Linked DNA regions of Homo sapiens: region 2 is linked to region 1. Evidence: read pairs that join two places in POLR2A ChIA-PET (ENCODE). Cell type or tissue: A673. All regions are shown on one strand. Each heading gives the region's core, and the rest is flanking DNA. Links, peaks and the distances in the headings are about the cores only.

What was found. ChIA-PET counts read pairs that join two places held together with the same protein. Peaks named below come from ENCODE experiments on the same cell type or tissue, not always from the same donor. Only the 100,000 strongest peaks of a DNase experiment are listed, where the experiment ranks them.
Region 2: POLR2A ChIA-PET joins it to region 1 with 6 read pairs; 4 of 35 experiments call an interaction of 5 or more read pairs at or near these places.

Annotation. Positions count from the first base shown.
Region 1 is chr2:223,951,053-223,967,086 of GRCh38, forward strand. MRPL44 (mitochondrial ribosomal protein L44) reads left to right here and starts at 6,411. Exons shown (of 4, transcript NM_022915.5): 1 at 6,411-6,599; 2 at 8,482-8,950; 3 at 12,704-12,882; 4 at 15,811-16,034. The coding sequence starts at 6,421. The coding sequence ends at 15,982. RefSeq lists a silencer at 6,186-6,255 and an enhancer at 6,326-6,495. In A673, for the core only: no CTCF peak of the experiment used is centred there; no DNase peak of the experiment used is centred there; H3K27ac peaks cover 1,411 bases.
Region 2 is chr2:224,336,201-224,352,234 of GRCh38, forward strand. No RefSeq gene overlaps it. Among named protein-coding and RNA genes, the nearest start is that of FAM124B, 58 kb to the right of the region's middle. In A673, for the core only: no CTCF peak of the experiment used is centred there; no DNase peak of the experiment used is centred there.

The sequences.
Region 1 (16,034 bases), core at 12,593-15,092:
TGACTCTATGAGGTAGGAGGAAAATGGATATTGTGTGTATTGTCCTGAAGACAAAGGAAGAAGGTGTTCTAAGGAGGAGGAAGTGATCGACTGTGTCAAATGCTGCAGATCAAGCAAATGAAATGACTGCAAGTTTCCATGAATGCCAGGGGTAAAACCTGATTGAAGTGAGTTCAAGTGGTGATAGAAGAGCCTTAGCACAGCCTCTTGGAACTGCTAGACTCTAGGTACACAAAGAGAAATTATTTATTTTTTTATATCAATGGCTTTTGAGGAACAGGTGGTGTTTGGCTACATGGATAAGAAATTTTGTGGTGATTTCTTGCATTTCTAAAGTGAGAATAATAATGTTACCTTTTAATGGTGATGTAGGAAGCAGAGATAATGTGTAGTATTTATTGTTAACTCATGCTTCTTACCTTGGAGTTTTTTTTTTTTTTTTTTTCAGACAGAGTCTCGCTCTGTGGCCAGGCTGGAGTGCAGTGGCACGTTCTCGGCTCACTGAAACGTCTGCCTCCCTGGTTCAAATGATTCTCCTGCCTCAGCCTCCAGAAAAGCTGGGATTACAGGTACATGCCAGAACGCCAGGCTAATTTTTGTATTTTTAGTAGAGATGGGTTTTCACCATGTTGGCCAGGCTGGTCTCGAACTCCTGACCTCAAGTGATCCACCCACCTCAGCTTCCCAAAGTGCTGGGATTACAGGCTTGAGCCACTGTGTCTGGCCCCTTACCTTGGACCTTGATCTCTAAATGTCTATCCCGCCATCACCTCCTCTGACTCTAAATACCTGTGTCATGCTAGACTTCCTTGAGGGAGTATTTTATAGTTGTACTGTAAGAATGATAATGATGATAATCATAAATGCCAATATTATTTATTGTAATAAGTTCTTACCTTTAACATTTGGATGAAGTAAGGTATGTTAGCTTAATGGGTCAGCATTCTAATGTGGCCTTGACTTTCTACTCTTCACATTTCAGATACTCTAAGTGTAATCACAGGCTAGCCGTTTGCCTATTGCTATCAGATCCACTTTATGTGTACCTTGCTTGGTCTGTATTGCAGGGGGTTGACTTCTGCAAACTACATGTCCCAGACTCCCTAACCGACTTGCTTCCTGATAAGTTTGTATGGTGGAGGCAGTGGTGGGACATTGGAAGGTAGAAGGAAAGAAGAAACCAGGGTATTTCTCCTCCACTCTTTCTGCTTAGGGAGTATGCCTTCTCTGTGGCTCCAGTCCCCACTGGCTATAGCTTCCCTCTTTTGTCGCAGCCCTCAACAGGCAGTCTCTGTGGGTTCTTGGTCCCATTCGGCTCACCTAACTCTTGTGCTCTGGTACCATCTGTTCCCTTTGTCTCTCCAGTTTTGCTGTCCCTAATCTCTTAGGCCTTTCAGTTCTAACACCTTTGTAACTAGTTCTTTGTATTCGGTTTCTTTCTTGGAACCATCTGGTGTGCCTTTGTTCTCTTGGTAAGACCCTGACTGATACAATTATGGCAATACTGATACTTAACTTGTAGTACTGTTAAATTAAGTTTGGACTAAAGCCTCCGTTGTACATATTTTAATTTTGGCCTAAAGGTTTTTCAGTACACAGTGAACCTAACTTGATATGTAACCTAACTTGATGTGTAAAAGACTGTCACCTGCTCTTGTAAAAGTAGCCGAGTCTCATCCAACCACAGGCAGCCCTATTCAAATAAAGCAGACACCAGCTGTTTCTGTCCCTCATTTGCATTTTCTGTACATACTTTTTCCTTTTACTGTCCATAAATGTTATCTGACCATGTGGCAGTCCTGGAGTCTTTCTGAACGTGTTCTGGTTCTGGGGGCTGCCTGATTCATCATTGTTTGATCAGTTAAACTCTTAAATTTAATTTGTCTAAGGTTTGTCTTTTAAAGCCATCATGAGGATTGTAGGACATAACTTACTGAGAATATGACGTTACATATGTAAATTATAAGGCAATATTTCAGTAATTGAGTATTTTCAAAAATAGATATAAACCATATAATGATAGAAATGATAGTCTCATAAAGAATAACTTATTCGTATGCAGTATCCAGATTATCCAGATTCTTTTTTTTTTTTTTTTCCGAGACAGAGTCTGGCTCTGTCACCCAGGCTCGAGTGCAGTGGTGCTATCTTGGCTCACTGCAACCTCTAACTCCCAGATTCAAGCAATTCTCCTGTCTCAGCCTCTCGAGTAGCTGGGACTACAGGCACACACCACCATGTCCAGATAATTTTTGTATTTTTAGTAGAGATGAGGTTTCACCATGTTGGCCAGGCTGGTCTTGAACTCCTGACCTCATGATCCGCCTGCCTCGGCCTCCCAAAGTGCTGGGATTACAGGCATGAGCCACCGTGCCAGCCCAGATTTTTAAATTTATAACTTTTAATGGCTATAATCTGGTTAACTCTAATCAAGAGGAAATACTTATAAAACTTTTCAGTGTCTTTCAGCAGTTGTTATAATGTATACCTAATCAATGTTTATCTGTTCAGTACATGTTAAATCTGTGGGACAGACTGAAAAAGAAGTCTACAGTGATTTATTGCTTTTGGACATGCTTCGTCTCCTTGGGCCTTGCCAAAAGATCTGGAGACACAGTTTCATCCCAGAGAGGAAAGAAGACTTGGTAATTTTGTTCAGTAGTTTTGCCAGGAGTTCTTTTAACCCATTCTCTGGATTTTACCCCAGTTTTACACTGCAGGCCAGCATAATAATCACACTGCAAAAATCTCAAACCACTTTTACAATGCTTTATTTAAAAAGCAAAACAAAAGTGTGAAGTTTCAATATTATAGTCATAGTGGTCTAATATCTCTACTTTCCCTCTCATTACAAGTTTTTACTTATTTTTATAACCCTTTAAAATATTCCTTTTCCTGTAATAGGTATCCCTCTCTCAGATCCAAACATTGCTCAGTTTAGCAGAAACATCAAGGAACACGTAAAGTGGAAACCCTGTGCTTGACATCTTCTCTGATATTTCCTGAACTTGTTTCTCAAAAGTATCCTTAATGACAGGAAAGGGGATCTATACCTACAGGGGTTAAAGGGTCAGGCAGCTTTCACTTTTTGGAGCGGAATTTACTAAGTCATCATCATTCCTGACGACTTTGTGCATGTTATGGAATGTTGATCCTCCTTTCCATCTCTTCTGCATCTAGCAAAATCCACGCTTCCATCTAGAACCAGCACTCTGAGGCCATCCCCTAAGTCTCATGAATATAGAGCATTTTTTATTTTGCCATTTTCATCCAATTGATTTGACCCTATGTGTATTAATTATCTGTTGCTATGTAACAAATTACTCCAGAACTTAGTGGCATAAAGCAACAAACGTTTATTTTCTCATACATTTCCTGAGGGCCAGGAGTTTGGGAGCAGTTTAGCTGGGTGATTCTGGCTGAGGGTCTCTCATGAGGATGCAGTCAAAGCGCTGGCCAGTAGGCAGTCATCTGAAAGTCTGACTGGGAGTGGAGGATCCAATTCTAAGACAGCTCATTCATTCACATGGCTGTTAGCGGGAGGCCTCAGCTACTCATCACATAAGCCTTTCCACATAGTTTCTTAGGCAACATCATAACATAGCAGCTGACTTCCTGACAGGAGACTAATCCAAGAAATACAAGGTATCTGACCAAAATGGAAGCTATGATGTATTTTATTACCTAACCCCAGAATTGATAAAAACATCCATGGTCTATTGGTTACACAGACTAATCCCAGCACAATGTGAGAGGGGAATGTACAAGGGTGTAAGTACCAGGAGGTGGGGCTTGTTGAGAGCCATCTTGCTGGCCGCTAACACACCAAAAAAGTTTTGCTTCCATAATTATGAATTAAAGTGTTTATAACAGAATTATACTAACATTGATGCATTTTTTTTGAGAAAATGTTTTCTGGAATAAGCTCCATGAAACCAATTAAATTTCTTGATCAATTTTCTATACAGCACAAGTATCCTATTTCTAATTGTATTTTCATGTTTCTATTGCTTAATGTATTTTCATGAATTTTTTTCCACATTTATTTCCTAAGATGTTATTTGTTGCTCAGGTTTACTAAGGCTTTTTGCTAATCAGTTTTACTATCATGAGTTTTCTGTTGCAGCTTTTAGATCTATCAAGTCAAATTTTCCATCAAGTCAAATTTTCCAAAGCTAGGTTGAACAGATGTAACTTTGGTGAAGACTGATTCTATATCGATATTTATCAGTAACTCCAATTTTGTATTTTGAACAGTTTTAACTATAGTAATTTTCATTCTATGGTAATTATTTCTGTCTGTAATTTTCCTTGTGAGTTGGATTAAAGGCCACTATTTGGTAGTTATTCCTTAGCTAATCTATGAAGTAGTGGTGAGTAATCCCAGGTGGTTCAGAATTGCTTGATTGTTCAGGAAGGTCCTATAGCAGAGCTTACTAACTTTGTTATCCATCTTTCTGTGCCCCGTATTCCAGCTGCCTTCACCATCATTGAAGGAATATATAAGCAATATCCCTGGCATCAAAACACAAAAGGTTGTGTTCCCCAAGGGTTAAAGTGAACCCTCAATCGCCTCACCTCCTCTTCCTAAGTGTGACTTTTCCCCACCCTTCCACCTGACCTTAACCCAATGAAAACTCGAAAGTTGTTGACATCTGTGAGCTTTGATCAAATTAGGGCTAACAGCAGGTTAAAGGAAAAATCAGGTTTTTGAGGGCTGAAAAACACATTGGCCTTTTTCTTCCTTAAAGTTTTCTGAGCCTGGATCCTGGAACCAAGTCCTCCTCCTATTATGTGTTTATTGAATAAATAGACAAATGTATGAGCAGATTTTAAAAAACTGGTTAATTCCTAAGTTCCATGAAGGGCATTAGTAGAAGAAATCTTTTGAGGACCTACATTTTTTTAATCTGCAAATGATGCTCTCGTTGTTGTATGACTGAGAAACTCTCAACACAGAGACACCTCATTTTAACTTAACATGATTGTGCTACAACTGGCTTAGATTATTTTTCCTAATAAATGAAATTCTACAGAAATGACAGTTCCCTGCATTTTCTCCTAATCCATTTATTGGATTGATGTTCCATGAATTTTCAATACTTTACATACATTGAAACAAGAAGGTCAATCGTAACCTCCTTTCACCCCTTCTTGGAGAATTTCCTTCAACCAGAAATCCATCAGTTTGTTTTTTGGTGTGTGCTCAGCCCCTCTTTTGCTCTCTCCCTCCCCAAAGGGAACCCTTTTATAAGCTGAGATGAACCATTTAGATTCTCCCTTTTGAAATGGTCAAGCTGAGAAACCCAAATTGAGTTCTATGATCCTGGCACTGAAGATTCTCGGGCTAAGTCATAACATGCTTTGTGGTCTGTGTTTCAGAGAGATGAATGTAGGTGAGCTGTGTCTGGGGAAGGGAGGAAGGTACCAGGCCAATTACACTAACCACGGAAAGAGGTGAGGAGAGCCACCAGGTACCTGCAGTGGAAATAAATGGAAAAAGCACTTGGTGGAAACTGCACCGAAGAGGGGGTTTGTCGAAACAAAAACAATCAAAGACATAGGAGTTCAATCTGGGTGACTGCTGGGGACACAGATGCCTTTAACAAAGAGATCACAGAAAGCATTGCCCCTTTGAGGGTCTAGATGTTCAGCAGGCAACTCAAAACTGGGAATTCAAACAAGCCTCCCTTTGTGACTTAATATGTTCTTTTAAAAATTGTACTGTATTAACAGTTTGGTAGGAAAGCAATAGAATTACATTGTTAAAGAGTGTTAACATAAAGAAGGAAGAAACTGTAATTCCCCTATTACCGTTTTATGTTTTTTTCCAGTCATTTTCCGGATGTTTAAAAATATGTACTATTAGATTGCTTTTAAAGAAAAATTTTAATTTTGGATAAGCCAACATTTCTGAGTCTAGGGTTTCCAAAACTAAGGCTTTTGGAGGCGTGCTGGGTCAAAAATAGAAGCTCGGTAAATACTTGCTCAGTAGTGGCCTAGAACACTAAATATAAATTAAAAATGTTTTCTTTTTTTGAGGATTTAAATGTTTCCTTAACCTGAAAGCGAAACAGATTTTTGTTTGTTTTGCTGTAACGAGAGAGGAAGGAACAAGAGAGTGACAGGGTGAAGCAACTTCTCCCAGAAACTTTTGGGCGCAAACGCCCTCAAGTCCGGATCATTGGAAAGTAACTCGAAGAGAGGAGAGAACTAGCGCAAGCGTAGCCTCAAGGCGGCCGCAATCACCCCGCCCCGGGGCTGTCTCCGCCCCTGCCCTCTCTCAGTCGCCCCGCCCCGGGGGCTGTCTCCGCCCCAGCCTTCTCTTCGCGTTCCGCGTTCCGGGTTCCGGGGGAAGTGTGTTACGGGGACACTGGCCCGACTACTTTCGTTCCGTCTTCCATCGTTTTCTCTCGTGCAATGGCGTCCGGGCTGGTAAGATTGCTGCAGCAGGGACATCGCTGCCTCCTGGCTCCAGTCGCCCCCAAGCTGGTCCCTCCGGTTCGGGGAGTGAAGAAGGGATTCCGCGCCGCCTTCCGCTTCCAGAAGGAGTTAGAGCGGCAGCGCCTTCTGCGGTGCCCGCCGCCGCCCGTGCGCCGGTAGGAGCCACCTCGGGAAGAGGTCTCAGGGTGGCGGTCGCAGACACTGGGTCTTCTTCCCGCGGCGTCGTGTCTGCGGCTGATGCGCCCCTGGGTTAAGCCTTAGGAAGTTTGCGATGGAGACACCCGTGAGCTGTGGGCGCGGGGCCTGAGGCAAAAAAAATGGATTTGTGCCGCGGGCGGTAGAGCTTCGGGCTGTTCCCGACGTTTTGAAACTACCATTTAGGATTTTGGCTACTGAAAATTGGGAGAAATGGGGCTAACTGGAGGGTCTTCCTTATGTGGACTTGGATGTTGTAGTCCCCGTTTGTAATGCCTGAGAATTCCGATAAGCGGGAAGAAAGCAGCCCACAGCATCGTAAATTAAGGAGAAAAAAAATTAATCTACAACCTGAATTCTGCTGTCTAGAGTAAAAGGAAAAAAAGTTAGCTTTAGATTTTTGCCCTAATTAATGCTGTTCTGGTAACAGGTTTGGCAGAGAGAGACACAGGTTTTTATAGCTTCAAACCAGATCATACTTTACATAATTTAAATTCCTTCATCTTGCTTTTTCTCTTTAATAATGTGTGTTTGACATGTTGTCATGGTATTACAAAGATATGTACCTCACTCTTTTTTATGGCTCTGTATATATGGGCCTATGAGCTCCATATTATTGCCATTAAAACCTATGTAACAGCGCGTAAAGGGGACGCATGTGTAGTATGAAATTTTGAAAGCTATTAGTACTTTAACATTGCCCTCCAAAAAATGTTGATCCACTTTGTACTCCTACCAGTAGGAACGGTCTTCTAACAGAGAAGATTATAGCAAAAAATAAAATCTCTTCTTAATTCCCATTCCCTTGTTTATTATAAGATTAAGTATTTTAGGCTCTCAAAGGTGGAAGAAACTTTATGGGTTGGACAGATTATATAGGTGTATATGTTATATGTATATCTTACGACTTTCAACCTAGGTTTTCATACTTTGCTTCCCTTTGTTTCTTAAAGGGGTTTTATATTGTGTTACGTATAAGTAATCCAGAGATGACTTAAAGTATACAGGAGGATGTGCATAGGTTATATGCAGATACAGGTATACCTCATACATATTGTAGGGTTGGTTCTAGACCACGACAATAAAACGAGTCACATGACTTTTTTAGTTTCCCAGTGTATACCTAAGTTATGTTTATACTATTCTGTAGTTTATTAAGTGTACAGTAGTAGTGTCTAAAAAGCAATATATGTACCTTAATTTAAAATACTTTATTGCTAAAAAATGGTAACACAGAGACACAAAGTGAGCACATGCAGAATTGCTACAGACCTTCAGTTTGTAAAAATAAAATGCAATAAATCTGTGAAGCACAATAGACCGAAGTACAGTGAAACGAAGTGTGCCTGTACTACACCATTTATATGAGAGACTTGAGCATCCATGAATTTCAGTATCCAGGAGAGTCCTTGGAACCAATCCCCTACAGATATTGAGGGATGACTGCAAATATAACATACTAGTGTTTATGGCTTGAATCTGTGAAATTAACATTTATGCTTCATACTTAGGTATAAAACATAGTATCATGGTTAGAGCAGAAATAAGGAACCTAAAAGTTAGGCTAATGGCTTGGTCTTTTATATTGAAGAACCAATTTCATGTGACAATTGGATCAAAGGGAAAATTAATCCAGTCATATATGTAGAATATAGCAAAGGACTGCCAGTATTTATCTGACTTTAGTCTTAACATTTAGAATATCAACCTGGCATTAAAAAGAAATATAACCTTCTTTCATTTCCTTTATATAATTAATAACATTACAACACAGTGAACAATTTTTATATCACAGTAACAGGTTGTTCTCTTTACCATCTCTTACTGTCTTTACATTTTCAGTTCAGAGAAGCCGAACTGGGATTACCATGCAGAAATACAAGCTTTTGGACATCGGTTACAGGAAAACTTTTCCTTAGATCTTCTCAAAACTGCATTTGTTAATAGCTGCTATATTAAAAGTGAGGAGGCCAAACGCCAACAACTTGGGATAGAGAAAGAAGCTGTTCTTCTGAATCTTAAAAGTAATCAAGAACTATCCGAACAAGGGACATCTTTTTCACAGACTTGCCTTACACAGTTTCTTGAAGACGAGTACCCAGACATGCCCACTGAAGGCATAAAAAATCTTGTTGACTTTCTCACTGGTGAGGAAGTCGTGTGTCACGTGGCTAGAAACTTGGCTGTGGAGCAGTTAACACTGAGTGAAGAATTCCCAGTGCCCCCAGCTGTGTTACAGCAGACTTTCTTTGCAGTTATTGGAGCCCTGTTACAGAGCAGTGGACCTGAGAGGACTGCACTTTTCATCAGGGTACGTAACTATTAATTGGACATGCTTGAGATAGACAGAAGGGAAAATATTCTTTTGTAATTCACTTCTTTGATATATCACCTTGGAAGTGAATTTTTCTCCCAAGAAAAACTGAGAAAGACCTAAAGGTTTTTTATGGAAGGGCTGTAATTATTCCAGTTGTCTCTTATTATGGATATCATCAGAAGTGAATATTAAATTGTGGGTTGTGATTTCTGAAGGACCACAAGCCATATCATCTTTAAGTTTACATCCTTAGGGCCAAGGATACTGCCTGCATGAGAGATACTCAGTAGATGTTTGGTGAATGAGTGAAGTCAAAGGACACTATGCAGAGGCCTGTGCTTCAGTACCAGCTGCTGTCTGCTCTTCCAAGTGATGAAATGTTGGATTTCAAGTCCCTCTAATGTAAAACTCTTTGTTAGCTAGTGGCTTAGCTAATTCAGATTCTTATGTAATTGGTACAACTTGACTCCCACTGTCCTTTTATAATTTATTAACTGGGAGAAGTTTTATCCTCTGCCATTGGATGAAAACATGAGGTTTTGTTCACTTTTTGATAATAGAGAGTCCACACAATCACTTTAAGTCATAAAAACAGTCTTGATTCAGGCACCTATCTGACTGACATTCAGTCTTTAAACCTGCTGTTGGAATCTGTTCATTTAGTTTTGATACCAAGTTTGATAATTTTGTTAGAGAATATCTGTATTTACTGACACTTCAGGCTTTGTTCATAGGTAAGACCTATCTTTCTCCCCCCAGTTAGTTTTTTCTATAGAAATTCTGACAAAGTCCTTTTTGATTTCCAAACTATAACTCTGTGGAGTAAGTTTTAAAACTCTAAATAATTTTTGGTCACCATTTTGAAATTCTACAAGGTAGTCATGAAACTATGTTGGAAATATTTACCATATTGTAATGCGTCTTAACAGTTCCAAGTAAAGATCTTATGAAACATAGATAATTCAAATATCTGTGTCTAAGTTGAGCTTTGATGTCTCTTATAGTAGAATTGACAGGTTTGTATTGTCCTGTTTCATTTGTTCATCCACTTAATGTTGAGTGCCTTACTATGGGCCAGGCACTCTGCTGAGCTCTGAAGCCGCTATCTAAATAGGATTTGATGCTACTCACAGCTCATTATTCAGATGGAATGCAATGTGGAAGTGCTTTCCTAGAGGTGTTAAGGTGCAGAGTGAACTTAGAGGAGGCAACAGCCAACTTTAGTAAGGCTAGAAAAGGTTTTACAGAAGTGATTTGTGCCCCTTAAAAGGATGTTTTGGGAAGACAGTGTCAAGGATGAGCTTGTGCTTGGGAACTACAGTTAATTTTTTTGTGGCTGGATCATATTGCGTTTGGCAAAGTGATCAGAGATAAGTCTGGACCTTTAAGAGCCAGTGTACAGAAGAGCTAACAGTATTACTAAGAAAGTGGTTTGGGCATCAGTATCAGCATCACTGGAGAACTTGATAGAAATGCAAATTCTCAGGCACCCCCTCAGAGTACATAATCTCTGGGAGTAGGGCCTAGGAATTTGTATTTTAACTAGCTCTCCAGGTGATATCTCTGCATCTGGAAATTAGAACGGCACTCTTAGCCATGCTACAGCGTATGTATTTTGATGGTCTTGTGTAGCGACAGCTGGAGTTGTTCTAAGTGGGAGGTTTTTAATGATCAAATGTGCATTTTAGAAACATCATTTCTTCATACTGCTTCCCTATTCTGGGGAGATGAGATTGGAGTATTCAACTCAAACCCTACTAGAAAGCTCTAATTATTAAGACCAGGAGCAAATAGCAAAAAATAGAAGGAGGCGATAGAAGGTAATCACTTAAGAAAAATTGAGCTTTCTTTCTATATTCCTACTAATATCTTAGATGATGGGAAAGAGCTGTGTTTCCTAACCTTACACTTGGTTATTCTATATGACAGATAGCAGTTCAGTGATTTTTATATATGTGTATATACGTATCCCATAAGGCATATCTACCTCTGTACATTAAAACATTTCAAAATCCCCTACTGAGAGTGGATGTAAGTTTTTTTTTCGAGGCAGCATCTCTGTTGTCCATGCTGGAGTGCAGTGGCACAATCACAGCTCACTGCAGCCTCGACTTCCTGTGCTCAAGCCATCCTCCTATATTAGCCTCCCTAGTAGCTGGGACCACAGGCATGTGTCACTATGCCCAGCTAAATTTTTTCTGTAGAGCCGTGGTCTCATTATGGTGTTCAAGCTGGTCTTGAACTCCTGATTTCAAGTGATCCTCCCACCTCAGCCTCCCAAAGTGCTGGGATTATAGGTATCAGCCACCACGCCTGGCCTAATATTTTTTATTAATGAAGCTGAAAGTGTTCTGGTGCTTGGAGGAGTGTTGTAATGAATTGACTTCATTTCATGAACTAAGTGATCTTTTTAAATTTCTTCCCTCTGCCTCCATCCATCCATCCATCCATCCATCCATCCTGTTATCATATTACTAATGTTTGTTAATACAAGTTAATTGGAATATGTAAATTGCTGTGGAAATTAATGTTTGCTTCCATAGTTTCTATACAACATAATACTTTTTACTGGCAAAATCAATTCTGCTTTGAATGTTCATAATTTCTCAGTTATCTTCGTCATATAAATAATTACTAGTATGCTACAGTTTTAAAAGTTTATGTGAAATTATTAAAAGATTTTTTTAAATTATTTTTTATTATTTTTTGAGACAGAGTCTTGCCGTGTTGCCCAGGCTGGAGTGTAGTGGTAGCATGATCTTGGCTCACTGCAACCTCCACCTCCCAGGTTCAAGCAATTCTTGTGCCTTAGTCTCCCTTGTAGCTGGGTTTACAGGCGTGCAGCATCACGCCTGGCTAATTTTTGTATTTTTAGTAGTGACAGGGTTTCACCATGTTGGCCAGGCTACTCTCGAACTCCTGGCCTCAAGTGATCTGCCTGCCTTGGCCTCCCAAAGTGCCGGGATTACAGGTGTGAGCCACCTCACCTGGCAGAGTTTTTAAAAACATTATTAATGGAGGAAGTATTGTTATTTAGAGGCCCTGAGTGCCATTTTACATGAGTTTCTATGAGAAGTTACTACTTTTTATTCGTTAATTCTTTAAATAATTTTTTTCTTACTAGTAGGAATATAATTCTAAATTATAAGATAGGGCAGGGTACGGTGACTAATGCCTGTAATTCCAATACTTTGAGAAGCCAAGGCAGGAGGATCCTTTGAGGCCAGGAGTCGAGACTAGGCTGGGCAACTTATGGAGACCTCATCTCTATAAAAAATTTAAAAGCTAGCCGAGTATGGTGGTGTGCACCTGTAGTCTCAGCTGCTGAAGAGGCTGAGCTAGGAGGATTGCTTGAGCCCAGGAGGTCGAGGTTTCAGTCTACTTGTGATCACGCCTCTGCACCTCTAGCCTAGGCAATAGAGTGAAGCCCTGTCTCAAAAAAGAAAAAAAAAATTATAGGATTCTACCTTCTGTGGAATTTTGGTAGATCATACTGCTTGAAATAGGTTTCTCGGGCTTGCAAATTTTTTTAATCCAACTATGATTTTTGCAATAAAATTAGTGTAAAAACTGTGGGAATGAAAAAGAATAGTACATTTTTGTCTTTCGTTTCCCATTAAGTTTTAAATTTCTGTTAAAAATGTACTCTGTGGCTTCTCTAATTTAAAAAGTGTAAAAAATGTATTTTGAATTGTCCTAATGTTCTTTCTACTAATTAAAATGTATAAATTATATTTTTATATGCAGGACTTCTTAATTACTCAAATGACTGGAAAAGAGCTCTTTGAGATGTGGAAGATAATAAATCCCATGGGGCTATTGGTAGAAGAACTGAAGAAAAGGAATGTTTCAGCTCCTGAATCAAGACTTACTAGGCAGTCTGGTGGCACCACAGCTTTGCCTTTGTATTTTGTTGGCTTATACTGGTTAGTGAAATTTTAATCTTAACTTTATAACTTTGAGGAAATCCTAAAAACAGACTCCTCACAAAGCCTTAAAAACACTCTTCACATTCCATAAGGAATGTTAACATAACCTCTTCAGATTCCTTAACGTAACTTCTAATTGCATGAAAAGATTTTTTAAAAATCTCTTCCCCATGGTTATTATTTACTACTTCCCTTCCCGCTAGTTATGCTTAGGAAGAATCTGAGTTTTGCTAATAGCTTTTGTCAGCCAACTATTTGCTATAGACTTTCAGTGTGTTATCTTAAATTTTTCTGTGTAGAAGTACAAATGTTGACTTGTTCGTGTTAGAGATTCAACCTTAATCCATTCTTGTCAGTAGCTTCAACTGAGCCTAGAACTGGAAAAGGAAGGGCCTTAGTTATCCATCAAAATGTGTAAATCAACCCATGTTGAGAGCTTTTTAGTTTTGTTAGTAAAAAGTTGACTTGCCCCAAATTAATCTCAGATGTTAAGATTAAAGTGTTAAATGTAAATATTGAATATTTAAGATAGCTAGATTAAAATTTAGGTAAATATTTTTCTAATCCTTGTATCACGAAAGACTTTATAAGTATAAAAGAAATAGAAGTTACCACATGGGGAAAATGGATAGTGTTGTATAAAGTTTTATCTATTGAAATGCAAAAACAGTGAGATACTCTTTGTTACTTACCTGATTGGCAAACCTTTTAAACATATCTTTTATCATCAGTTTATATACTGCTGGTAGGAAAAAAATGTACCATATTTCTGTGAATAATTTTGACAAAATGCCAAGCATCTTAAAATTTTTTATGTTCTTTGATTTTGGTATTTCAACTTTGGGTTGTTTGCCTTAGATTTACAGGCAAATTTTGTGAACAAAGACGTTTGTTGTTTACCTCTTTATGCTCCATACTTTGAACAGTTGCTGGGACATGGTGGTCAGTAAATAGTTGTTGAACTAAAAAACAATTAGAAATAAATTTGATATTCCACAAGAGGGAAATGATACGTATACATGATGGAATATAGTACAGCTATTACAGGCGACATTTTAAAAGAATTTTTAATGAGATTGGGACATTTTGGAGAATGATCTTTTATCTAAAAAAAAAAATGTAAGAAGTAATTTGCCATATCACTACAGTGATTACTATTGGATAGTAGTGTTTTTGTAGATTTTACATAATGACTTTTTAAAACGTGATCAGTGATAAAACCAGCAACATTAGACTAAAAACAAAATTCTGTGCTTGTTATTCACTTCAAGATGACTTTTTCTGATTCTCAAACTTTGTGCAAATTTGTATGTGTTTATTATTATAAAGTTTAACTTAATAGAACCTTTGTTTCATTTCCAATTATTGTCATAACAGATGTTTTTTAGCAAATTTATTTCATATTGTTGTTGTTTTATTTGTGTAGCTTCACTAGTTTTTCTTTAATTTGGTTTCGGTCTTCACTTTCAAATCAGCTTATATTGAATCTGACTTAGTAAATGCAGTTGCCGATTGAATCTGATTTAGTAAATGCAGTTGCTATGCATTAAACTTTCAGGAGATGCTTCTTTGAATTGCACAGATGAAATTTTAGGTCAGAAAATTTCCAGGAAGTAGTTAAATATATTTCAGAAGTAGCAAAACAAATAGGATTATAGTTATTTGATGTGCACATTCTACATTCTTTGCTCCCTTGAAGGAACATTTTACATTTTTAAAGAAGATAAATGGTTATGATATAGAAATACCAGTAAAGCAGAGGAATACCTACATTAGATTTATCGATAGAATACTCATAGCCAACATTGAGTGTTACCTCACTTGGGAATAAATTAGAGTGGATTAGAAATATATAAAATGATTTAAAAATCTGAGCCTGTTTTGAAGCTCTTTTTTTTTCCTTTTTATTTAATTACTATTTATCTTCTTTCTTTTTTCTTTTTTTTTCAGAGGTCTCACTATGTTGCCTAGTCTGATCCCTAACTCCTGGGCTCAAGCAGTCCTCCTGCTTTGGTCTCCCAAAGTGTTGGTGTTAAAGCTGTGAGCCACTGGGAGGCCAAGGCGGGCGGATCTTGAGGTCAGATCGAGACCATCCTGGCTACGGTGAAACCCCCGTCTCTACTAAAAATACAAAAAACTAGCTGGGCGTGTTGGCGGGTGCGTTGGCGGGCACCTGTAGTCCCAGCTACTCAGGAGGCTGAGGCAGGAGAATGGCGCGAACCCAGGAGGCGGAGCCTGCAGTGAGCCAAGATCGTGCCACTGCACTACAGCCTGGGCGACAGAGTGAGACTCAGTCTCAAAAAAAAAAAAAAAAAGTGTGAGCCATCATGCCCAGCCTAAAGTTCTTAATTTGAAATATAGAGCTGGTTTCTGGTTTCTTATTTGTGTTAAAGTTTAAATGACAGACTCAAAAGGCATAATTTTTTCAACAGAATCTTTTCCCAAGTTATATCACACATTAAAAATAAAAATAGTCATAATTCCTGATAATATTTTTACTAGTTTCAGGTTTTTGTAAGGAGATATTTATTTTTCCCAAGTTATATCACACATTAAAAATAAAAATAGTCATAATTCCTGATAATATTTTTACTAGTTTCAGGTTTTTGTAGGGAGATATTTATTTACATATTCTTCCAATTCTCTCATCAACAATTGAAAACCTAGATACGACTTGCTTTTTTGACTTGACAGAGTTGTATATATTTCTAAGGAAACGTAAGTGTATCTTTGTCTAATTACCATATGTAATGAACTTGCAACAAATCTAGTTAAAATCCAAAAGATGATCTATCAGAGCTATTGTGTTACTTCTAATGGGTATTATTGAAATAGATGTAGAAGGCATAATTGCTTTATAACTGCTTTGTGTACTGTCTTACAATATTCCATGTAATTTAAGACTACTGTTTGTTCTCTTTCTAGTGATAAAAAGTTGATTGCAGAAGGACCTGGGGAAACAGTATTGGTTGCAGAAGAAGAGGCTGCTCGAGTGGCCCTTAGAAAACTTTATGGATTCACAGAAAATAGACGGCCGTGGAACTATTCCAAGCCCAAAGAAACCTTGAGAGCAGAAAAGAGCATCACTGCCAGCTAGCCGCCATGGATGCAGCAGCCTGAAACTTGAGAGCGAAAGTGAGATAAATGTC
Region 2 (16,034 bases), core at 5,243-7,742, 380 kb after region 1:
GAGTTTTGCATACTCAGAGGAAAAGAAAAGCATGCATATAATTTCCATTCCACTGAAGTTAGAAATCCCAAATGTAGAAACAAAATGAGCCAATGCTAGAATCAATGCTGGATTTTGAATAATTTATATTGTTTCTAATAGGTTTATATGGGTCATGTGATCAGTTCTAGCCAATATTTTTAATTTTCACTGAGAATGATTTGTAAATATAACTCCAATTCATTTTATGTACCACTGAAGCTTTCAAAGTGATTTTAATTAAAGTATTATATAAAAATAATGATGTTTGTTAAAGTGTTTTTATATCATTGTAAATAACATCACCCTAAAAATGAGAAGTTAAAAAAATTTGGTGTTTTTATGATTAATGTGAAGTGACACATCTAAGCTACCATCACTCATTTAGTGATATATTTATCACTGAACAAATTATGTTTATGCAACTTATGACACCTGGCCTTAAAATGATGCTTTTCTAAATGCTCTGCTACTGCCAATCATCATGGTCTCTTGGACTTTGGGACATTGTCAACTACTTACTCTATCAGTAATCTCAAATTGCTATAAATGTCTGTTTGCTCTCTACTTTTTAGATTTCCTGATCACTAATTGATGTGGTTTGGATATTTGTCCCCTCAAATCTCAAGTTGAAATGTGACACCCAATGTTGGAGGTAGGGCCTAGCGGGAAGTGTTGGCCATGAGACTGGAACCGTCATGAATGTCTTGGTGCCCTTCCTAAGGTAATGAGCGGTAATGAGTTCAGGCAAGATCTGGTTGTTTAAAAAAGTGTAATACCTCCTCCCTCTCTCTCTCTCGCTCTTCTCACCATGTGATACTCTGGCTCCCCCTTTGCCTTCTGCCATGACTATAAGCTCCCTGAGGCCTCACTAGAAGCTGAGCAGATGCTGGTGCCATGCCTGTACAGCCTGCAGAACCATGCGCCAAATAAATCTCCTTTCTGTATAAATTACCCAGTATCCCTTTATAGCAAAGTGAAACAAACTAATACACTAATTAAATTAATTTATGCCTAGTGTGGTGGCTTGCATCTGTAGTTCCAGTTATCTGGGAGACTGAGGTGGGAAGATTGCTCAGAAAGGGGTCGGACACAAAATTAAAATTCAGTAAGTTACCTCTTAACTATTTTCATCATTACTACGAATGAGACTCATTTGCCTTCCTCATTAAGGTTTTGTAGAAATGTGATTTTTTATTAGGCTTATTCTAGAGTTAGGCTTTTAGTTTTTATTTCTGAGCTTCCTTTAATATTTTACTTTGCTTCCATTAAAAGAAATGTGAAAAGAAAACATACCAAAGGAAATAAACTTCTATTCTTGTAGGCATTCAGTACTGGTGTTTTGGAAAATTTAAAGCAATATTATGTCCTTTTCTCATTCCTGTACAAAATGATACGTGCATTTATGGCATTTATGTGTATATACATTCATTTTATCATAGCAGATGCATAGAAAAAATTCTGGAAAGAAGAATGGACACTAGATTCTTAACAATGATTGTCTCTAGGGATGAGATTAGAGGAAATTTATCTTTATTTCTGAAGTAATGTAGTTTTGTTTAAATTTTAGTGTTTCAGGTCGGGCGTGGTGGCTCACACCTGTAATCCCAGCACTTTGGGAGGCCAAAGCGGGTAGATCATTTGAGGTCAAGAGTTCGAGAAGAGCCCAGCCAACATGGTGAAACCCATCTCTACTAAAAATACAAAATTCGCTGGGCGTGGTGGCGTGTGCTTATAGTCCCAGCTACTTGGGAACCTGAGGCAGAAGAATCGCTTGAACCCAGGAGGTGGATGCCGCAGTGAGCTGAGATTGCACCACTGCATTCCAGCCTGGGTGACAGAGTGAGACTCTGTCTCAAAAAAAAAAAAATTAATGTTTCAATAGTTTAGACCTTTTTATAATCATGCAAACAATGAAAATGTTAAAAGATAATTATCTTTCCAATTACCTTGGTCAACACAATGCAAATTTTCTGTAAAGACAAGCACTACTGTTTGCATGTGTGTGTACACGTGTGTACAAATATTACAGAGCCCAAATGTCATGTAATAATGATGCCTAGATTACTGGGAGGAAGGAAAAGCTCTGTCTTCTGCCCATAGCCCTTATACCATTCTAACCCTGTGCTCACTATGTCTTGTTCCCCACTGCTTCCCTGAGATTCCCACCTAGTCTGGCCTAGAACACATGGTTTCATCATTCTGACCCAGATCCCACCTTTATCCCAGAGGACTTTGTGTTTGGAAGTGGCTGGTGGTGTTGGATGCTTCTCGACTTTTCAAAGTTTGAACTACCTGATGCTGTCCCCTCCCCCTAAGCTGAAATCTTATTCCATGTTCAGGCGTACTTCACACTAGGAGATTTCAGATTTCCCCAGAATAGAATTTACTCCTAGAAAGCAGCATCAGCTTTTAGAAGTTGGATTCCCTACCACAAGTTTCTAAATTCCCCGTGGATTTGCAATAGACAGGCTTGGTCAGGGCACTCATGACATAGTCACAGCTTAATATTGTGTCCTTCACATGTGGGGACAAACTGTCTCCTGGTCACAGATTGCATTCTTTTTTTCTATTTATTTATTTATTTATTTAGAGACAAAGTCTTGCTCTTGTCGCCCAGGCTGGAGTGCAGTGGCGCAATCTCGGCTCAATGCAACTTCCACCTCCCAGGTTCAAGCCATTCTCCTGCCTCAGCCTCCTGAGTAGCTGGGATTACAGATGCCTGCCACCACACCCAGCTAATTTTTGTATTTTTAGTAGAGACTGGGTTTTACCATGTTGGCCAGGCTGTTCTTGAACTCCTGACCTCAGGTGATCCGCTCGCCTCGGCCTCCCAAAGTGTGGGATTACAGGTGTGACCCACCACACCCGGCCTCATTCATAACCCCAATTAGCCATCTTGAAATCTTATGACCAAACATCTCTGGGCTCCAGTTTTCTTACCTCTGAACTGGACAGTGTGTCCTCTAAGACCCCTGTGAGGTCCAGCTTCTAGAATTCCATGGAACAATAGACACTGGGTAGGCTAGAAGAGACAAGGGAGGTGCTGGTAGGGGGGTGTTATAACCTTCAGGGCACAACCATCATGATTCAAGATAGCGTCTCCATGCCTGAAAGACCTGGTACAGCTTATGCAAAAACACTTCATCCTGCACAGTGTTTAGTTGAGGTATGCTGTTGACTCACCACTGGCTGACTGTGTATTTTCAGCAGGTTTCTTATTAGAGCTGCTAGATTTTCATAAATCCCTTCATAGTTGATAGGGTTAGAGGTTCTTTCATGGCACAAGCAGAGCACATAGGGATGAAACCTATATTCTGGATCTTATTAGAATCCAGAGCCTCTAAGGAAAGGATCAATAGGACTCTTGGATTTGCAATACATGAAGTCAGGTGTTAAGGAATTCCAAAAGAAGTAGCCAGAAACTATGCCTTAAATGCTAGCATATGTTAAAAACTGCTCTCACTTGGAGAGGTTTAATTTGTCATGACACTGTTTTAAAGAGATTGTAAAACTTAACTTCATCTGATTAAAAGAAACGCTTGAACGGGTGTGGTGGCTCACGCCTGTAATCACAGCCCTTTGGGAGGCCAAGGCAGGTGGATCACCCGAGGTCGAGAATTCAAGACCAGCCTGACCGACATGAAGAAACCCCATCTCTACTAAAAACACAAAATTAGCTGGGTATGTTGGTGCATGCCTGTAATTCCAGCCACTCAGGAGGCTGAGGCAGGAGAATCGCTTGAACCCAGGAGGCAGAAGTTGCGGTGAGCCGAGATCGCGCCATTACGCTCCAGCCTGGGCAACAAGAGCGAAACTCTATCTCAAGAAATAAATAAATAAGTAAATAAAAGAAACGCTTACCCATAATGATCCTGTTGTATTAGGTACCAGAGTGGTTCTCTAGAACAGTCATGAAGTACTTTGAGAATGAGCTTCTAATGCACTGAAGTTTTGTTTTGTTTCGTTTTTTCCTGTTGTAGACTTTCTGTACCTAAATCTTCTGTGTTTTTAAGTGATTTCTAATTTGATGTACAATCTAGCTGATCACAACACCCAGGTTATTTGATAAGCCTCCCTCAAAAATCACAGCCCTCTTTTCTGCCAAGATATAGAACCTCCAATTTGCCCCCTGGTGACCTTGACCATCTAGAAAGGGTAATTTAAGAAAATGACCTCCCTTTGTCTCTCCCTCTGCTCCCTGCCACACTGATGAATTTTATTATCAAAATTAATACTTGGGAAACCAAGAGAGGGACAAAAGTGTGACTATTGGTTGAAAAAATCTGAATGTAAGTTTTCTGTGCCTCAGGTCCCTTCGTAACTAGCAAAATTCTCATTTAACAAAGCAGGTCCTCAGACAGTCCCAGAAGTGTCTTCTTGACCCTTCTTTCATATTTGGCCTAGTAAGAAACTGTTTCTTAACCCCTCCTTTTTTTTCTTTACCCTAAGACCCATTAAAATATACAACTATGAATGGCCTTTGAGGGACTATCTCCCAAAACAGTATCTGATCAGTCTTCAAGAAGGCAGTGAGAACCATTGTTTTATATCCTTTAATTATATCTTATTTTCATCTCTCACATTCTTTTCTTCTGTAGAACTCTCCTATTTTCTGATAAGAAACTCCTTTACTCTCATTTAAACTCCACAAAGCAATCAACCAAACACAAGACCTTCTTGTGCTGGAGGAAAACCTACCCCAAGTGTAAAAGATACTTGTGCTTGGTGTAAAAGAGACTCCTTTAAACGTGTCATGGTTTCAACAGCCCAAAGACCTCACATTATCCAAAACACTTACATTATCAGCTAAGAAGAATATTGCATGGGCTGGGGTCCAGGGTCCTTCCTTCCTCTCTTGGGGACTTCAAGGTGTCCCTTGATGGCACCTACTCTTGTGTACCTCCCTTGAGCTTCCTTCTGTGAAATCCAACATCTCTTTCTCTGAGCTCACCCCACACCCAACCAAAAAATATATCTATTCAATATCTACTACATGATAATGATGAACTATCAAAATTCTTTGATAGTGATAAACCTCTGTAAGTTACCTCAAAGCAGCAGGCCTTAACTTAAGGAAATGTTAACAATGGTGGAAAATCCAAGTCCATGTCAGGTTTTCAGGGCCCACAATCTCTGTGTTCTCATGCACAAACTTTCACTTACTTGAAATCTTTCGTCAGCTCATCATGGTTTGCTGAGCTTTTCAGCATCTCCACCATGATGTCAGAAGCCTGCCACAATTTCTGGGCATTCACTATTATGTGCAGCCAGAGAATTTTGCACAACTTCAAGGTAGTATAGAATACAGAAAAAAAATTAAACATGGTCATTTAATATGACTTAATTTTGATAATTCAAGCACCAGAACAATTTAATTTCTTTTAAGTTTTCTTTGAACTTTCCTTAATATAGAGATCTAGGAATTGATGAATTTAATTATTTTTTCAGGATGGAACAAAAAGTCAATATGAGAGCAGAGAAGCAAAGCTATGTTCTGCAAGTCCTAATTAATCAATCAACTGGGACACAGTGATTTCTAAAACATGCAAGAAAACAAAGAGGCCCAGCATAGTGGCTCACACCTGTAATCCCAGTACTTTAGGAGGCCAAAGCAGGAGGATTGCTTGAGGTCAGGAGTTCAAGATCAGCCTAGGCAACAGAGCAGGATCCTGTCTCTACAAAAAAAAGAAAAGAAAAAAAATTAGTCAGGTGTGGTGGGACATGCCTGAAGTCCCAGCCATCAGAAGACTGAGGCAGGAGGATCCCTTGGGCCCAGGAGTTTAAGGTTATACTGAGCTATGATTACACTACTGCATTCCAGCCTGGACAACAAAGCAAGACCCTGTCAAAAAAAAAAAAAAAAAGAAAAGAAAAGAAAGAGCAAACAAAGACTCTATTTGGGGACCTTATAGACTCAGAAGATAATAAGCTTATAGTGAGGCTATAGAAACTGGAAATTGTATGCCATTTAATGCTTGTTCACCATGGAAACATTTACCATTAAAGCAAATGCTAGCTAAAGTGCATCTGAAATTACCTGTCTCAGAAGTGTCTCTCCGATTAAAAGTTTTATGCCTTTCCCAGTTGAATGTAAATGATAGGTATTTAGCCATATACACCTCCCAAAATCCAAGATGTTAATTGTATATAATTTTCCATAAAATAGTTAATTATTGTAGGTTATAGAAAGGAGAAGAATTAAAAGAAAATTCTGAAATTAGAAAAATATACCTATCAAAAACAAGAACTTTTCTTTCATTTACCTGGAAATTCTGGATTATTATTTACTTCACTATTCAAGTTACAACTGAGCTAACCCACTTTAAAGGCAACCCAATCAGTTACTCTTAGAAATGGATAAATAACTGTCCATTAAATAACAATGTGTGGCCTGGGTGTCTCTCATGGAGCTATTATCACATAATGAGGTTGGAGGTAGGCACAGGTGCTATTGGATGACCATGAGGGTGATCAATGAACTTATCAAGTGAGTCATCCCCTTCCAGAACTATCTTTCTATATTAAATGTGTACTCACCATAAAAATCAACTTTTGCTAAGAGTGATGCACTGCTGTCCACGACTGCAGCAAACAACTTGGAGTATTTTATTCTCAACCACACTTCAAGGGATCCTGCGCAAGAACCACCAAACACAACCCACAGGTTGTCAGCAAGTCCCATTTTCTCTGCCATGGTGGTTCAGAAGTTGGCAAGATTGGCCAAGGCTTGCCTGCTGCTGAGATAGTGGAGGCTAGAAATACTCAGGTCTCTACAAGACTCTTTGTTTATGACAACAGATAGAGAGGAATGACAGACTACTTGACACATGCTTAATGAGGCCAAAATGCAAGTGTGGAAGGCACATTGAGATCTATTCCCCCAACTTTGAATATTTTAATAAAGATGTCCAGAAGAGCATTCTGGTTAACAGTGACACCTAAATGCAGGCAGGAGAAAGCAGAAGGAGCTATCGTTTCTCAAGTCTCATTTTCAGTATGGACTTCCCATCCTCAGCACAGGTTAGAAACTCCAGAGGGTCGCCTATCACAAGACATTCTTTCGTCTTGCCCTGTGCAAACTGAAATGAGGTAATGAACTTAGCAGCTTCACTCCAAGGGTAGCTCATACTTAAAAGAAATAAATTGACACTGCTTCATTGTTTTCCAAGAATTCAGAGAATCCATGGTTAATTGTGTAGAGAGTATTTCACAGTCTTTCTGGTTTGCCTGTTAATATCCAGACTAAGCCAATACGAGCTTGGGTTTCCTAAGGTATGAAGGAATGAAAGAGCAATTTACCATTGAGCTGTTGTTCAGTGGGGCTTCCTATAATCCTACGGAAGCCTGTTGTTTGTGTTATTTGTGTGAAGTCTGTCTTTAATCCTCAACACCCAAAAAACCAATTCACCCTCCCCTCTCCTTGCTAGACCTAATAATTTCAAACAGTGTAATGCTCCAAGCTGCTGAATGCATATCTCAAAAAAACGGGCTAAGGATATAAAAAGACAATTCACAAAGAAGAAATGCAGATAGCCAATGAGCATGTGAAAAAAATGTAGTACTACTAATAATCATAAAAATGCTAGAAGCAGCCTGAGGTCTGTACATGCCTGGATTGCCTATTTCTGAATTTTTACGTGAGGGGACAAAAAAAATTCTGTCTGCTATTTAGGGTCTTATTACAACCAAAATTTATTCTAAATGAAACAAATTATACCCTTTAAAACAAACAAACAGAAATGCACAAAACGATTCATGCACTAGGATGTTCTCTGCAGGGTTATTCACAATCGTGAAAAGAAGAAAGAATATAAATATCCAATAATCATTGGAATGGTTATATGAATTTAACTCATCTGTTGAAGAGAATATATTTTCTATGACACCTTTGTAAACCATGGTTTTGAAAGCTATTTAATGTTATGGGAAAAAACTTACAACAATGTCATTAGGGGAAAAAAGATCTAAACTTTAAACACAGTTTGACTCTGTTTTGGGAAAAAAAATCTACACATTTAGCCATAGAAAAAGAGCAAACAAATGTCTATGAAGCTTTTAGCAACAATTATCTCTGTAGGTCAGATTATGAGTAACATTTCTTTCTGTTTTTATAATCTTCTATATTTACTCCCTGTATTATAGGCTGTCCTCACATTGCTATAAAGAAATACCTGAGACTGGGTAATTTATTTTTTAAAAAAAGATATTTAATTGGCTCATGGTTCTGCAGGCTGCACAGAAAGCATGGTGGCATCTGCTTCTAGGGAGACCTCAGAGAGCTTTAATTGATGGCAAAGGCAAAGAGAGGGCAGGCATCTCACTTGCCAGGAGCAGGAGCAAGAGCAAGAGAGAGTGACAGGGGAGGTACCACATACTTTTAAACAATCAGATCTCACAAGCACTCCCTCACTATCGTGGAGACAATACCAAGGGGATGGTGCTAGGCCATTCATGAGAAACTGTCCCTGTGATCCAACCACCTCCCACCAGGCCTTACCTCCAACATTGGGAATTACAATTTGACGTAAGATTTGTGGGAGGACCCAGATATAAACCATATCATTCCACCCCTGGTCCCTCCCAAATCTCATGTCCTTCTCACATTTCAAAATAAAATCATGCCTTCCCAACAGTCCTTCAAAGTTTTAACTCATTCCAGCATTAACTCAAAAATCCACAGTCCAAAGTCTCTCTCATCTGAGACAAAGCAAGTCCCTTCTCCCTGTGAGCCTGTAAAATCAAAAACAAGTTAGTTACTTCCAAGATACAATGGAGGTACAGGCATTGGGTAAATACACATGTCCCAAAAGAGAGAAATCAGCCAAAAGAAAGGGGCTATAGGCCCCAGGGAAGTTTGAAACCCAGCAAGGCAGTCATTAAATCTTAAAGCTCCAAAATAATTTCCTTGGACTCTATGTTGCACATCCAGGGCACACTGGTGTGAGGAGTGCACTCCCAAGGTTTTGGGCAGCTCCGCCCCAGTGGCTTTGAAGAGTTCAGTCCTCGCAGCTGCTCTCATGGGCTGGTGTCGAGTGCCTGCAGCTTTTCCAGGCATATGGTGCAAGCTGTCAGTGGATCGACCAATCTGGAGTCTGGAGGACAGTTGCCCTCTTCTTACAGGCAGTGCCCCAGTGGGGATTCTATGAGGGCTCCCATATTTCCCCTCTGCACTGCCCTAGTAGATGTTCTCCATGAGGGCTCTTACCCTGCATCAGGCTTTTTCCTGGACTCCCAGGCTTTTCCATACATCCTCTGAAATCTAGGTAGAGGATCCTGAGCCTTAACTCTTGCACTCTGTACACCTGCAGGCTTAAAACCTTGCGGAAGCCACCAAGGCTTATGGCTTGCACCCTCTGGAGCAGCCCAAGCTGTACCTGGCCCCTTTGAGCCACAGCTGGAGCTGGAGTGGCAGGGATGCAGGGAGCTGTGTCCCAAGGCTGCACAGTCAGGGTCCTGGGCCTGGCCCATGAAACCATTTTTCCCTCCTAGGCGTCCAGGCCTGTGATGGGAGGGGCTGCCATGAAGGTCTCTGAAAAGCCTTCAAGGCCTTTTCTCTGCTGTCTTGGCTATTAGCACTTGGTTCCTTTTTAATTATGTAAATTTCTGCAACCTTATTGAATTCCTCCCTTGAAAATGGGCTTTTCTTTTCTGCTGCATGGCCAGAGTGCCACTTTTCCAAACTTTTATGCTCCGCTTCCCTTTGAAATATGTCAGTTTTAGATCATTTCTTTGCTCACACATATGAGCATATGCTGTTAGTAGCAGCCAGACCATACATTGAACACTTTGTTGCTTAGAAATTTCTTCCACCGGATACCCTAAACCATCACTCTCAAATTCAAAGTTCCACAGATTCCTAGTGTAGGAGCACAACACAGCCAAGTTGTGTGCTAAGGCATAACAAAAGTGACCTTTACTATAGTTTCTAATAAGTTCTTCATCTCCATCTGAGACCTCCTCGGCATGGACTTCACTGTCCATATCTCTATCAGTATTTTGGTCAAAACTATTCAACAAGTCTCTAGGAAGTTCCAAACTTTCCTTCTTCTTCCTGTCTTCTTCTGAGCCCTCCAAATTCTTCCAACCACTGCCCATTACCCAGTTCCAAAGTTGCTTTCACATTTCATTGTATTTTTACAGCAATGCCTCACTTTGTGGTACCAACTTTCTGTATTTGGCTGTTGTTGCATTGCTACAAAGAAATACCTGAGACTGCATAATTTATTTTTTTTAAAAAGAGGCTTAATTGGCTCACAGTTTGGCCGACTGGACAGGAAGCCTGGCAGCATCTGCTTCTGGGGAGGCCTCAGGGTGCTTTTACTCATGGCAGAAGGCAAATCCTCATGCTTGTTCCTTGGCCCCAACTCAAGGATGTTTTTCCCCCTCTCTCCACAGAATTTGTTCTTTATTTGGATCAACCTAATCTCTTTCCCAGATAACATGAAGTTCTCCTCTTTGGGTATTGGAGGGAAGGGCTGGCATGAGAGAGGAAGGGACCTGGAACATAAAGGATTGTCTACAGCAAATGAGGAAGGAAAGAGTGCTGTAAACATCTCAGGGCTTGTAAGTGTTGCCTCATCAAATAAAGAATGTGATTTTGGAATTCTAAGTCCCTCACTTTTTAATGATGTGGTAACAGTCCAATAATTTCATTAGTTCAACCTTTTTCCTTAGGAACTTTGATTTGTGTGTGTGTGTGTTATTGGAATTTTGATATTCTTTTTAATAGTTTCAAGATCACCTCCACCCCAAACCATCTACTGTATCCCTTAGATATTTTCCAGATTCATTAGATGAACAGTTTGAATCAGCTGTTGTTTCTGACCTTATCCATACAAGTTGTAAATTTGGTCAATACAAGTTTGTTCCAGAATAATATAGAATATCTACTGTTGAAACTTTCTATAGACTATCAAAATTCCAGTAACACCCACAGCCATACACAAATCAAAGTTTCTAAGGAAAAATGTAGAACTAGTGAGATTACTGGACATTACCATATCATTCAAAAGTTAGTGACTTAGAATTCCAAAATCTCATTCTTTTTGAAGCTACAAAGAGACCTATACTATTAACATAAATTATTAATAGTTTTTCACTGCTAAACTGTCCCAAGAATTGTGACTCATACAATAAAGATACCATTTTACTGACATTAATAGCATTCTTGAGGTTATGAAAAGCAATGCATGCTTTCTTGTTAAAATGAGATTTAAAGACAGTGCACTAAAGTTTGATATATTTACAACTTTTAGAAGCCCTTTATAATTGGTTTTGTTTGATTTTATTTAATGATATTAATTATAAGTAAGTTCTTTTAAAAATCAAATTTTCCCACTATACAATACACAAAAATACCAGAATGGAAGAGTAAAATCCTGAACAACTAGACTCTTTATCCTGCTCCTGTGTTGCTGTGAGTCAAAACTTTGACATTACACTTAACTATGACAAACAGTTTTTAATAAAATGGTCACTACTGCCTCTGAGTGGTGGGTTATTTTCAGAGTTTAAATTTCATTCATTTCAAGTCCTTTCAGTGCTAATAGGAGAGAATTTTGACACTGACACTGTAAATGTCTTTTCAAGTTTAGACTTTGAACGTGAGATTATGTTTAAGAACATGAACAGTCAGCGTTATTTCATTTAAAGAAGGAGTACAAAAACTCATAAACGTACAAGGTTGGCCTGCTTTTTCTGTAAAATCTGTGTTCCACAAAGAAGCAGAGGGCCCCCCAGTTTCTTAGCATTCTCCATCAGGGAACTCTCCTGGACAGCCAAGCTCTCTCAGCAGTGCTTTCACCTCCAACAATTAGAAACACGGGGCCTCCAGGCTGGTGGAACTCATCAGTCATGAAAGACCTCTGTGGAAAGAAAAGCATCATTTCAAATCATTAATTAGGATCTGTTGTTTGCTTTTTTCTATTATTAGAAATAATACTTCAACTAATGGTACAACTAATGGTCGTACTATTTAGTTGGTAAAAATAAAGAACAGGGTGATGATCTGTGATCTGACCTAAGCAAGTGACACTGCAAGTCACTTTTCTGCAAAGTGCACATATTGAAAATTACCAGCCAACCAGCTAGGCGCAGTGGATTGCGTCTATAGTCCCAGCTACTGGGAGGGCTGAGGTGTCAGAATCGCTTGAGCCCAGGAGTTTGAGACCAGCCTGAGCAACTTAGTGAGAGCCCATCTGTAGAATAAAAAAGAGAAAGAAAATTACCAGCCAACAATGTGGTTGTCCTAAATCAGACCCAACACAATTACACAATTTGGATTTGGGACTCTATGATGGATTATATGATGGAAAGAGCTGGGAACCTCGGGAAGAGCTGGCAAACCATAAGCTTCTGCGAAGTGCGGAAACATTCGTGGGACAAGTCAGTGACCTCTTGTATGATACAGAAAGATCTTTATGGGTCAGGGGATGCAGAAGCCCCCTGCATCTCTCTTGACACCACAGGGGACAGGTAAGAATGGTAATAAATAAATGAGGCTCCAACCCAGGCATTTAGACAAACACAAACACAAAGAAAATGGATCCATAGAAGGCCTGAAAAAAATAAAAAAAGATAAAAGGAAAAATAAACAAATCAGGAGAGTGAAAAATAACGGAATAAAAATAAATCCAAGAGCTGGTTCTTCGAAAACAAAATGAAAATTTAAAACACACACACACACGGGCCGGACACAGTGGCTCACGCCTGTAATCCTGACACTTTGGGAGGCCAAGGCAGGTGGATCATGAGGTCAGGAGATCGAGACCATCCTGGCTAACACGGTGGAAACCCATCTCTACTAAAAGTACAAAAAATTAGCCGGGCGTGGTGGCATGTGCCTGTTGTCCCAGCTACTCGGGAGGCTGAGGCAGGCGACAGAGCGAGACTCCATCTCCAAAAAAAAAAAAAAAAACCACACACACACACACAAGTAAATCATTACCTGGTCAATTGGTTCTCAACATGGGTGATTTTGCCCAGACCCCACCCCAGGGGCCATTGGGCAGTGTCTGGAGATATTTTTGGTTGTCACAGGGGTGGGGAAGAGGTTGCCACTGGCATCTGGGGTAGAAATGAAAGACACTGCTAAACACCCTATGATGCCAGGACAGTACCCTGCAACAAAGAATTATTTGGCCCAATATGTCAGTTCTGCCAAGATTGAGGAACTCTGATTTAATCTAATCAAGAGAAAAGGGTAGAAAGTACACATAAATAAAATGAGAATGAGGATAGAGAAATAGCCTAACTCAAGGACATCTTTTTTTTAAACTGTAAAACACTTTTTACTCAAATCTAAGCAAATGACTTCACTCAACTTCAAGCAAATGACAGTAATGTAAACACTGTGAATGCTTAAGAGAGTTTGCTTACTTAATAATCTTCTCAGAAAATATGGATTACCAAAAGAGGCTGCAGAAAAGACAAGACTTCTAAACAAATTATGATAGAGAACATAGTGAAAATTGCAAGAGAAGACAGAGAGAGAATGAGGGAGAAAAATAGTTCTGTCAACATTTTAAGGAACAGATTTCAGTGTTTTTTAAATTGTTTCAGAGCATAGAGTAGAGAGAAAACGGTCCTTTTTAAAAGTTGAAGTTACATATGATACCAAAACGTGACACAGAGAGTCAATGCAAAAGGAAATTACAGTGCAATTTCAATTCTGAATGTTAATGTAATGAAATATTAGTCGGACGATTCTATCAGCACTTGAAAGCAATAATACATGATGACCTGGTGGTATTCATATTAGGAATGGAAGTTTCACCTTAGGAAATTTCATATAACTTACCACTTTAATAAATTATAAAAAATTAATATGACCATTTTTATTATTTTTGAAAGGCATTTGATAAAATTCAACATCTGTCCCTTAAAAACAGAATAGATACATATCTTTGTGTCATGAGTTTATGCCCTTTATAACTATCTACAGGATATACACACATATATTTATATGTAATTATGTTTAGTTAAATATAAAAGTGCATGTTAAATATGTGTTTTTTTCCCAATGCCATCATGAAGAAGAGAAAGACTTTTTCCTGAGATAGGCCATTCCAAATATTTCATAGCCAAGAATATAGAGATTATTTCAGAAATGAGCCCATGACACAAATAAAACCAAGTGAGTTCTCTCACCTAGAACTGGGAGCTATGCCTGGAAAGTGGCTTTTTATGCAACGGAGTGTTAGTCTTTAGTATGACTTTGGATTTGTGATTGCAAAGCCTGACCGAGCCTTTAGAGATGTAGAGAATCCAGTGAAATTTGTTTACAAAATTATTAGAGTCCTGGTCTTACGAAATAGGAGGGATATGAAAAGAATTCAGAATTAGAATTAATGAGTTAATTGTTGGTTGAGTTGAACCCAACCAAGTGTTGAGATCAAATCTGATTTCAGAATTAGATAATGTATAATTTTAAGAGGCCTTTAAGACCACTCCATTTGAGAGGCATGGACTTGAAGTCCCTCTTGGCTTAATGGCCATGAAAAAAGGTTCTATTTGTCCCTGTGAATGGTGCAAAAAATACCCTCCCATTATGTTACTCCAGATCTATGCCCCAACCAAGACTGCTGGTTGTATGCAGCCTCATTAAGTATAGAAGTAAAAACAATCTGTGCACATTGAGTAGTATAAACACTGTTAATGCTTAAGAGAATTTGCTTACTTAACAGATTAGTCTAGTCATTCCAATGTAAAAGGGCATTTGAGTAATTAATTTAGGCTTGAATCTTTAAAATGAAAGGAATAAGAGAAATTGACTAAGGTCATAAAAGGCATAAAAACATTGAAGAGAAGTTAAGATTCTCCATATGTACAGTTTTAATGCATCTGATTTATCAGACTAAGATTTGAGAAGATTTGTGCGTTAATCAGGCATTTAAAGTATTTCAAAGAAAATAAAATACATTACATTTATAAACACAGTTTAAATGTTTAAGGGAATTTTATTAGGTTATAAAAAGCACCCTTAAAAGTGATTTTTGAAACTTGCTAGAGTTATAAATAGATGACAAGATTCATAATTTAATTTTCAAAGCTTAAGGAAGAACTGGGTTTCTAAATTTATAATTTATTAAAGTTATACATTTTAATAAAGCCAAATTTTTACTTAATAAAATCAAATTTTAATTTTGGCAAACCTGGATTAGAACCTGAGTAATCTTATTTAAGCACAAACTCCTCCCTCAATAACACTAAAACCCTGACTTTTACTTGGAAATCACAAGCACCCGTTAGTCTGGAGAGCCTGGGGCCATCTTAGTGCTATAGGGAGAAGCCTGCCCAGGAGCAAGGCCAATGCAGAAGGCAGAACCAAGAGATGAAGAGATGGCCTCTTTTAAACCTCCGTATCCCACCATGCCTGAAATCTGACCTACCCTGAACTTTGGTGAGCCAATACAGTCCTCCTTTGTGTCTACATTATTCTGAGTTGTGATTTTCTCACTTGCAAATGAAAGCATTCTAACTGAACGTCTTCCTCCTTGTGATCTTCTCCCCCAGCATTTAAATTAATGGTCATGGTAGGGCAACAAATTGTCTCAATTTACTTAGACATAAATGGTTCATAGTCCATCTGTAAAGTGACTAGAAAGTAATCAGACAAGTTACAGCACTTTTGCTCTATCAGTGGAACGCCTGCAAATCAGAGAGGAAGAAAAATGGGATACTCAATAGGAAACTGGACAAGGAATATTAAAATGCAGTTCAGAGAAGAAAACGGAGCCTTCTCTAGGGTCAGAAGAATGTAAGTTAAAACAACCCTGAGATTCTATTTTCACCCATCAGATTGCCAAAAATTTAGAATTTTGATAAAATCATTTCTTGACAAAGACGTGAAAAAACAAGAATTATGCACTGTTAGTGGGACCATAGTTTATGTGTTCATTTGGAGAACAGTCTGGCAAGATTTTGTAAAATTGAGCACACCAATATCCTCACACGCAGCTTTTCTACTCCTGAGTCTATAGGCCAGAAAAGTTATCTCACAGATGCCCAAGGTA